2 separate regions of the Homo sapiens genome follow, and region 2 is linked to region 1. The links are chromatin contacts, found by Hi-C or POLR2A ChIA-PET in ENCODE. All regions are on one chromosome and are shown on one strand. The core of a region is the stretch at or near the end of the contact, and the rest is flanking DNA. Distances in the headings are between cores, read along the strand shown.

Region 1 (4,373 bases), core at 238-2,737:
CCTGGATACATATCAGCAGACTCTGGGTGACCCTCTCACACTCTATTATAAAAGGGACTTGAACAAAGTCTTTTTTTATCCCAAACTTCATTCCTAAAAACACAAAATAATCACCACGGAGAAGCATTCTCAACCAAGCTAAGCATTTACCACTGATATTATCTTCAAAAAGAAAATGCCACTTTAGTATAGTTTGTGTAAACTAAGGTCACACAAACTAAAAACATCATATAAAAGTCTATTGGGCTGGATCTTTAAAGGATAAGTGCTATATTATTGTATGTTTTAGTGATGTCTTCCCCTTTAGAAAAGCCTCAAGATATAATAAATAAAATAAAGGCATCTGAATTAGTCGTTAAAACATCAGATTTCAACTGACTCCACATCCTGTTAAAGGATGCTGGGTTTAAAAACAGTTTGTATGCTACAGTCTGGAGAGCAGCTGGGCAAAGGAGACGTCACTGTTCAACAGACATTTGCTGAGGGGGTACTTGGTGGCAGGTACTGGGGATGCCAGGATGGATGAGACAGAAGTGAAGAGCATCCCCAGCGGGAAGCCACCAGGAAGTGCAGAGTGGCTACACTTCTCTATGGAGAGGTTCCTGGTAAAGAAACCATGTCTGAATGAAAGGGACTGGTCATGGGAAGGGAGGGGTTGCATCAGAGAGAGAGGTGGGCCCTTTATTCCATCATCTGCATCTATGTATAATAAAGGAAAAATAAAGGCATGAGAAGAGCTAATTTGGTTCTTTGCCATCTTCTTCCACCACATGCTGCATTCTGTTTGCCTGGCACTTGGATGATCTTGTGGCAAGCCCTGTGTTATTGCTCTGATGTGGGACTGAGTCACCACTCCCTCAGAGGAGTCAGATCTGTGAGATGAAATGTGCCATCTGCACTCCAGATCCACTCACATAGCCAGTCAGGGAACTGCAGACAGGGAATGTACAAATCACGGTGGGTTTGCTGGAGAGCTTTTTATCCTCACATTAACTCTTGCATAGCAGGTAGTGCCACAGACTCTTTTTTCTGTTTTGTTTTGTGGATTTTTCTCCTTTAGAACACAATAACAAAAGTTTTGCGAATTGTTGGGTTTTTCCTCGGAGTCTAGCGTACAGTTGTTTAAATCACCATGTACTATATTTGCTTATTATTGCCAGCCTCTTTCTCCAGAGGTAACTGCTTATTAGCTCCTTAGGTGAGACTCTCCCCCTCCTTTTTATTTTTCATCAGATGAAATGAAAACACTAGGAGAGTAAGCAAAAGTTGTAAATAAAACCTTCAAATTCAGCAGCCCATGCAAATGCTTTCAAAACAGACCTCCCCCGTGGGGATCGCACTGGGAGAGAAGAAGGCAGCATTATTTTTCCCCAGAGCTGGGAGCTATTTCCTGAAGTAGTCCTAAAAGGGGCTGAAGAAATGTACTGTTTGTTTTTATAGCCTGAAGCCTGTCCTCAAAAGCTGCCTTATGTTGCATGGTGTGTACAGGATGTGGGGGCGGTGAGAGGGTTAATAAAAGAAAATGCCTTGTGAACCCAGTCATTCCATGTGACATTTTCCTGTAGGAATTTATGCCTGCCTAGTACTGGTTTAACTTGGGTCTTCCTGTGAGCAGCCAGGGAAGACAGTGTGCAGTTTCTGGGGGAAGGAAAAGAGGTCCTCCTTCCTCTTAAATGCTTTTCTCATCTATGTAAGGAGCATTGGGCTGCATGTTTGCCCCTTTCTTCAGAGCTGTAACCCTCCTGTCTGTGTGCCGTTCCAGGTCACTCAGTTGTTCAGAAAGAGGCCAAGAAGAGATGCTGCCGCTCTTCCACCATCTCACCCCTCGTTGGGGTGGTTCAGGCTGCAAAGCCATTGGTGATTCCTCCGTTCCTAGTGAATGTCCTGGAACCCTGGACCATCAGAGGCAAGCCAGTAGGACACCCTGCCCCAGGCCACCACTGGCAGGAACGCAAGGGCTGGTCACAGACACCAGGGCTGCACCCCTGACCCCAATTGGCACCCCTCTGCCTTCAGCCATTCCCTCTGGCTACTGCTCACAGGACGGTCAGACAGGGCGACAGCCTCTCCCGCCCTACACCCCTGCCATGATGCACAGAAGCAATGGTCACACCCTGACCCAGCCTCCCGGTCCAAGAGGCTGTGAGGGCGATGGCCCAGAGCATGGGGTAGAAGAGGGAACGAGGAAGAGGGTCTCGCTGCCTCAGTGGCCACCTCCTTCTCGAGCAAAGTGGGCCCACGCAGCCAGAGAGGACAGCCTTCCTGAGGAATCCTCAGCCCCTGATTTTGCAAACCTGAAGCACTATCAAAAACAGCAGAGTCTTCCAAGTTTATGCAGCACTTCTGACCCAGACACACCTCTTGGGGCCCCGAGCACTCCAGGGAGGATCTCCCTCCGAATATCTGAGTCTGTCCTGCGGGACTCCCCGCCACCTCATGAGGATTATGAAGACGAAGTGTTTGTGAGGGATCCGCACCCCAAGGCCACGTCCAGCCCCACATTTGAACCTCTTCCCCCACCCCCACCTCCTCCACCGAGTCAGGAAACCCCGGTGTATAGCATGGATGACTTCCCTCCACCTCCTCCCCACACTGTATGTGAGGCGCAGCTGGACAGTGAGGATCCCGAGGGGCCACGCCCCAGGTGAGTGAGCAGACTGGGCAGCTTTCCCCCACTAACAGGAGAGTGTCATGCCCCAGGTGGCCCAGGTCCTTCTGCTGGCCACAGAAGAACCCTGGCATGGAGATGTTTCTATACAGCTCAGCTCAGGACACTGTTGATCTGTTTGCCTCAGGAGGTAGTTGGACCAGTGTCATTGGGTACTGAGGAGTCAGGGTGGCAGAAATGAAAGCTGGGACCCAAGGGGCACATTTCACTTCTGGGGACAGGATAGGCTTAGGCGGTCCAAGTAAATCCCTCCTCCCTGGATGAGTTCTGAATCAGTTAGGAAATAAGACAAAAGAGGAGGGCATATAGAAGACAAAAACATCACTTTTATTACTGACAGAGCTAACATTAAAGAATATGGCTTCAGATTGTAAGTGGGTCTCTTGATACTGAACCCCCAAGTTAAACAGCTTTACCTACCTCATCAAAGGTCATGTTAGACACACAAATACACATAGATATTAATATATACAGCCTTGAGGCAGCCTCAGTCTCAAAAGAGAAGAGAGACTGGGATGTGAATGCTCAGCTTCTCTTTCCAAAATCACTCCATGTCCATAGGGAGGAATAAAGAGTAGGGCTCAAGGTCAGTAATGTTTAGGGAAAACCTCTTGGAAGCTAGGAGAATGAGAAAGAAGCATTCCCCAACACATAGTCCCTAGAACAAGTAATCTCTCAAAACACCAAAAAAACACATTGCCTGACAGCACCTTTTGAGTGGCTTTCTTTAAACACCACAAGAGTGACTTACTACCACTACCCCTGTTAACCTAGACCTTTCAGAAATCTCTGGAATCTAACAGCAACATTCACCAGAACTGAATTCCTAGTCCATCTTCCTCAGGAGATGACAACCTCCTGACCAGCTGCTGGGCTCAGGAGCCCCTTTAGAGTGCTGTTGTTTTCTAAAGAAGGGGTTGATCTCAAATGTGACTATCTCACCCTACTCCTATGTATATATCTATGTATGTTTGTGTGTCTAGCATGACCTGTGACTAGGTAGGTAAATGTTTTTAGTTTCGGGGTTCAGTATCAGGAGACCCACTTATAATCAGAAGCCATATTCTTTAACATTAGCTCTGTCAGTAACATGTGGAAGATGTGGAAAGCTACAGCCCTGATGTGGAAAGCTTCTCCCTCAGTCTTTCTCCACCCTCTTATCATCACCCTTCTCTTATCACTCTCTCTTTCTCTCTCTCTCTTTTTTTTTTTTTTTTAAATATCCCTGGCAGCTTCAACAAACTTTCTAAAGTGACAATTGCAAGGGAAAGGCACATGCCTGGTGCAGCCCATGTGGTAGGTAGTCAGACACTGGCTTCCAGACTCCAAACTTCTATCAAGGGTTCAGAGGCTGAGTCCACACCACCCTCCTTCATGAGCGTTCACGCCCAACTTGCTGGGTCTCTTGGTGGGCAGCCAGCACCCATCCAGACTCAAAGCCTCAGCCATGATCCAGTCAGTGGAACTCAGGGTTTAGAAAAGAAAGTCAGTCCTGATCCTCAGAAGAGTTCAGAAGACATCAGAACAGAGGCTTTGGCCAAGGAAATTGTCCACCAAGACAAATCTCTAGCAGACATTTTGGATCCAGACTCCAGGCTGAAGACAACAATGGACCTGATGGAAGGTTTGTTTCCCCGAGATGTGAACTTGCTGAAGGAAAACAGTGTAAAGAGGAAGGCCATACAGAGAACTGTCAGCTCTTCAG
Region 2 (4,969 bases), core at 1,183-3,682, 110 kb after region 1:
AGCACAGATCCTGATATCTGGGAGGCATGCAGTGAGGAATGTTAGATTGAAGAATCACCGCATTATTCTACTCAAAGCAACAAAAGTCTTTGCTGCATGATTCTTCCACTAATGAAAGTCTACATAAATGAATTGAGTTATTGAAGAATAACATTGGAGAATACATACACGTGTATACATAAGTATATTACTAATATTCATGACTAAGTATTTTATTGACTGATTTTTTAAGTGTTTAATAATAAAATTTAGGGACCATCTATTACGCCAAGATTGAAATTATATTCATATGTACAAATGTTTCAAGAAACAATTGCTGGGAGGATCCAAGATGGCCAATCAGAAGCAGCTGCTTTCTGCGGCACTCACAGAGAGGAACGAAAGCAGTGAGTGAATTCAACACCTTCAAATGAAATATCCATACTCTTGCATTGGGACTGACTAGGCAAACAACTCGACCTGCAGAGAACGAAGAAAAGCAGGAGAGTGGGCGATGGCCCACCTGGAAGCAGGACAGAGCCAAAGGAACCCCACCCCTAGCCAAAGGAAGCAGTAAGTGATTATGCGACCCTGCCCGGGAAACCACACTTCTCCCACAGATCTTTGCAACCTGTAGGTCAGGAGATCCCCTCATGAGCCCATGCTGTGTATTGGTCTTGGGTTCAATACACAGAGCTCAGAGTCTCTGGAGCCTCCGCAGAGCAGCCACTTAGGCATACACACAGACACGGGAGTTTTACATACTCTGGCCCCAGGATCGCTGGCAAGGTGGGAAATCCATCCGTACATATCCCTAGGAAGGGGGCTGATCCAGGAAGCCAAGCAGCATCATTCTGCAGGCCTCACTTCCATGACATCTCACAAGTTAAGACTCACTGGCTTGGAATTCTAGCCAGCCAATAGCAACAGGCTGAAATCTGCCTGAGACAGATTCGGGTTCCCGGAGGAAGGGGCAGCCGCCATCTCTGTGGTTCGGTAGACTCAGCCATTCCAGCCTTCCAGTTTTGGAGACCACAGACAATCCAGATGAGGAAGGGTCCCCGCCAGTGCAGCACACCTGCTCTACCAAAAAGCATCCAGACTACGTTTTTAAGTGGGTCCCTGAACCCGTTCCTCCTGACTGGGCGAGACTTCCCAACAGGGGTCTCCAGCCACCTCCTACAGGTGTATTCAGGCTGGCAACAGGTCAGTAACCCCCAGGATGGAGCTTCCTGAGGAAAAAGCTGGCTGTCATTTTTGATGTTTTCCAGCCTTCACTGGTGATACCTCCAGGTATGGGAAAACCCAAAGCAACTAGTGTCTGGAGTGGACCCCCAGCAAACCACAGCAGCCCTTTGGTAGAGTGGTCTATTAAAAGAAAAACAGAAGACAACAACAACAACAGCAACAAAAATACCCCATAAAAATCCCACTCAGGTCAGCAACCTCAAAGACCATAGGTAGAAAAGCCCACAAAGATGAGAAAGAATCAACATAAGCCCGGGAGTTAGAAGCTGCAATGAGCTATGGTCGTGCCACTGCACTAAAGCCTGGGTGACAGAGCGAGACTGTCTCTAAAAATTATAAAATAAAAGAAGAGGTTTTGGAGAGATCATAGCAGACAGAAGGCAGGACTAGATTGCAGCTCTGGACAGAGCAGTGGGCAGCAGCTTGCATTGTGAATTTTAGCTCCAGATCAACTGCAAGAACAAACCAGCAATACTGAGAGAAACCACAGACCCTCTGACAGAAGTGGACTGCTCCTGCAGAACCCAGGAGACCACCCCCGCACCCCCCGCCAAAACAAAACAAAACAAAAAAACTGTGAGTGCCCTAATTGCGGAAGCGGGAAAGGGAGACCCTCCTCTCCCGAACACACACCTCCACTGGAGAAGGTGAAGGTCTGTTTGCAGAAGTTTCCGACTTTACCTGGAGCTAAGTCAATTTGGAGACCCGAGTGAAATACAGGGGTAGAGGAAGCAGCAGAAAGGCCCTGGGAGCTCGCAGGTTACGGGAGAGAAGCATAGAGTAAAACTACACGGGGAGAAGCAAATCTATAGCTGAACTTTGTAACAATTTGAACGGGGTGAGAAGCCTCCTAGCCTGAACTCGGGGTAGGATGCAAATCTGGTGCGCAGACTCCACAGGCAGGGGAGGAACTAAGCCCTTTTCTTTCGCAGCTGGGAGGTGGATAGCCTGGGGCACGTTTTCAAGCCCATATTGCTCTCCACCTGGAAACGGTCTGGGGGCTCTTGAGGGGTAGGGGGACGCGGTGGGAGTGAGACCAGCCCTTCGGGTTGCATGGGAGGTGGGTGAGGCCTGTGACTGCCGGCTTTCCCCCACTTCCCTGACAACCTGCATGACTCAGCAGAGGCAGCCATAATCCTCCCAGGTACACAACTCCAGTGAGTTGACAATCTCACCCCCATCCCCCACAGCAGCCACAGCAAGACCCACCCAAGGAGAGTCTGAGCTCAGAACATGCCTAGCCCCGCCCCCACCTGATGGTCCTTCCCTATCCACCCTGGTAGGGGAAGACAAAGGGCATATAATCTTAGGAGTTCTAGGGCCCCGCCCACTACCAGTTCCTCACTATAGTACCACAGCTGATGCTCTCTGGAAAGTGCCACCTCCTGGCAGGAGGCCAACCAGCACGAAAAGAGAGCATTAAACCACCAAAGTTAAGAACCCTCACTGAGTCCATTGCCTCCACCACCTCCACTGGAACAGGCACTGGTATCTATGGCTGTGAGACCCATAGACAGTTCACATCACAGGACTCTGTGCAGACAACCCCCAGTACCAGCCTGGAGCCGCGTAGACTCGCTGGGTGGCTAGACCTAGAAGAGAGACAACAGTCACTGCAGTTTGGCTCACAGGAAGTCACATCCATAGGAAAAGGGAGACAGTACTGCATCAAGGAAACACCCCATGGGACAAAAGAATCTGAACAACAACCTTCAGCCCTAGACCTTCCCTCTGACAGAGCCTACCCAAATGAGAAGGAACCAGGAAACCAACCCTGGTAATATGACAAAACAAGGCTCTTCAGCGCCCTCCCCCGACGCCCACAAATCACACTAGTTCACCAGCAATGAATCCAAACCAAGAAGAAATCCCTGATTTACCTGAAAAATAATTCAGGAGGTTACCAGCCTGGCCAACATGGCGAAACCCTGTCTCTACTAAAAATACAAAAATTAGCCCAATGTAGTGGTGCACACCTGTAATCTCAGCTACTCAGGAGGCTGATGCAGGAGAATTGCTTGAACCTGGGAGGCAGAGGTTGCCATGAGCTAAGATCGCCCCACTGCTCTCCAGCCTGGGTGACAGAGCGAGACTCCTTCTCAAAAAAAAAAAAAAAGAAAGAAAGAAAAAGAAAAGAAAACAAACAAAAAAACCCAGCACTCTGGGAGGCCGAGGCGGGTGGATCACAAGGTCAGGAGATCAAGACCATCCTGGCTAACACAGTGAAACCCCATCTTTACTGAAAAATACAAAAAATTAGCTGGGCATAGTGGCAGGCGGCTGTACTACTCGGGAGGCTGAGACACAAGAATGGTGTGAACCTGAGAGGCAGAGCTTGCAGTGAGCTGAGATCATGCCACTGCACTCCAGCCTGGGTGACAAAGCGAGACTCCGTCTCAAAGAAAAAAAAAGGAATTCAGGAGGTTAGTTATTAAGCTAATCAGGGAGGAACCAAAGAAAGGCAAAGCTCAGTGCAAGGAAATCCAAAACATGATACAAGAAGTGAGGGGAGAAATAGTCAAGGATTATCAAGAAATATTCAATAGCTTAAAGAAAAATCAACAAAAAAAATTCAGGAAACTTTGGACACACTTTTAGGAATGCAAAATACTCTGGAAAGTCTCAGCAATATAATTGAATAAGTAGAAGAAACAAATTCAGAGCTTGAAGACACGGTCTTTGAATTAACCCAATCCAACAAAGACAAAGAAAAAAGAATAAGAAAATATGAACAAAGCCTCCAAGAAGTCTGTTCTCGTGCCATTAATAAAGACATACCCAAGACTGGGTAATTATAAAGGAAAGAGGTTTAATTGACTCACAGTTCCACATGGCTGGGGAAGGCCTCACAATCGTGATGGAAGGTGAAGGGGAAGCAAGACATGCTTTCATGGCAGCAGGCTAGAAAGCTTGTGCAGGGGAACTCCCATTTATAAAACCACCAGATCTCGTGAGAGTTATTCACTACTGCAAGAAGAGTATGGGGGAAACCACCCCCATGATTCAATTATCTCCACCTGGATCCGCCCTTGACACGTGGGGAATATTAGAATTAAAGGTGAGATTTGGGTGGGGACACAGCCAAACCATATCAAATTAAACTAAAAAGCTTCTGCACAGCAAAAGAAGCTATTATCAGAGTGAACGGACAACCTATAGAATGAGAGAAAATGTTTGCAATCTATCCATCCAACAGAGGCCTAATATTCAGAATCTACAAAGAACTTCAACAAATTTACAAGAAAAAAACAAACAACCTCATTAAAAAGCAGGCAAAGGACATGAACAGACACCTCTCAAAAGAAGTCATACATTTGGCCAACAAAATATGAAAACAAGTTCAACATCATTGATCATTAGACAAATTGCAAGTCAAAACCACAATGAGATACCATCTCACACAAGTGAGAATGCCTATTATTAAAAAATCAAAAAACAACAGATGCTGGTGAGGTTGTGGAGAAAAAGTAATGCTTTTACACTGTTGGTGTGAGGGTAAATTAGTTCGGCCATTGTAGAAGACAGTGTGGTGATTCCTCAAAGACCTAGAGGCAGAAATACCATTTGACCCAGCAATCCTATTACTGGGTATATACCCAAAGAATACAAATCATTCTATTATAAAGATATATGAATACATATGTTCAATGCAGCACTATTCACAATAGCAAAGACATGGAATCATCCTCAATTCCCATCAACAATAGACCAGATAAAGAAAATGTGGTACATATACACCATG

What was found. Hi-C counts contacts between places; a loop is a spot of excess contacts on that map. ChIA-PET counts read pairs that join two places held with the same protein, here RNA polymerase II (POLR2A). Pooled maps may share reads with other maps.
Region 2: a loop to region 1 is called in a map of PC-9, with 4 times the contacts of the local background. The contact joins two enhancer-like sites. A Hi-C loop is called at or near these places in 2 of 168 maps with a recorded cell type or tissue (PC-9 and endothelial cell of hepatic sinusoid) and 2 of 50 pooled maps. POLR2A ChIA-PET finds 5 or more read pairs at or near these places in 2 of 52 experiments (AG04450 and activated CD4-positive, alpha-beta T cell).

What each region holds. Positions count from the first base shown.
Region 1 is chr4:76,752,549-76,756,921 of GRCh38, forward strand. SHROOM3 (shroom family member 3) reads left to right here. Exons shown (of 11, transcript NM_020859.4): 7 at 1,763-2,644; 8 at 3,901-4,373. All of the region lies in intron 1 of SHROOM3-AS1 (SHROOM3 antisense RNA 1), which reads right to left. Among named protein-coding and RNA genes, the nearest start is that of SHROOM3-AS1, 48 kb to the right of the region's middle. RefSeq lists a silencer at 1,368-1,662. Within about 2 kb of position 1,488, at least 10 of the 41 ENCODE cell types and tissues checked have a DNase peak (open chromatin) inside an H3K27ac peak, as active enhancers do.
Region 2 is chr4:76,865,944-76,870,912 of GRCh38, forward strand. No RefSeq gene overlaps it. Among named protein-coding and RNA genes, the nearest start is that of SOWAHB, 30 kb to the right of the region's middle. Within about 2 kb of position 2,433, at least 2 of the 41 ENCODE cell types and tissues checked have a DNase peak (open chromatin) inside an H3K27ac peak, as active enhancers do.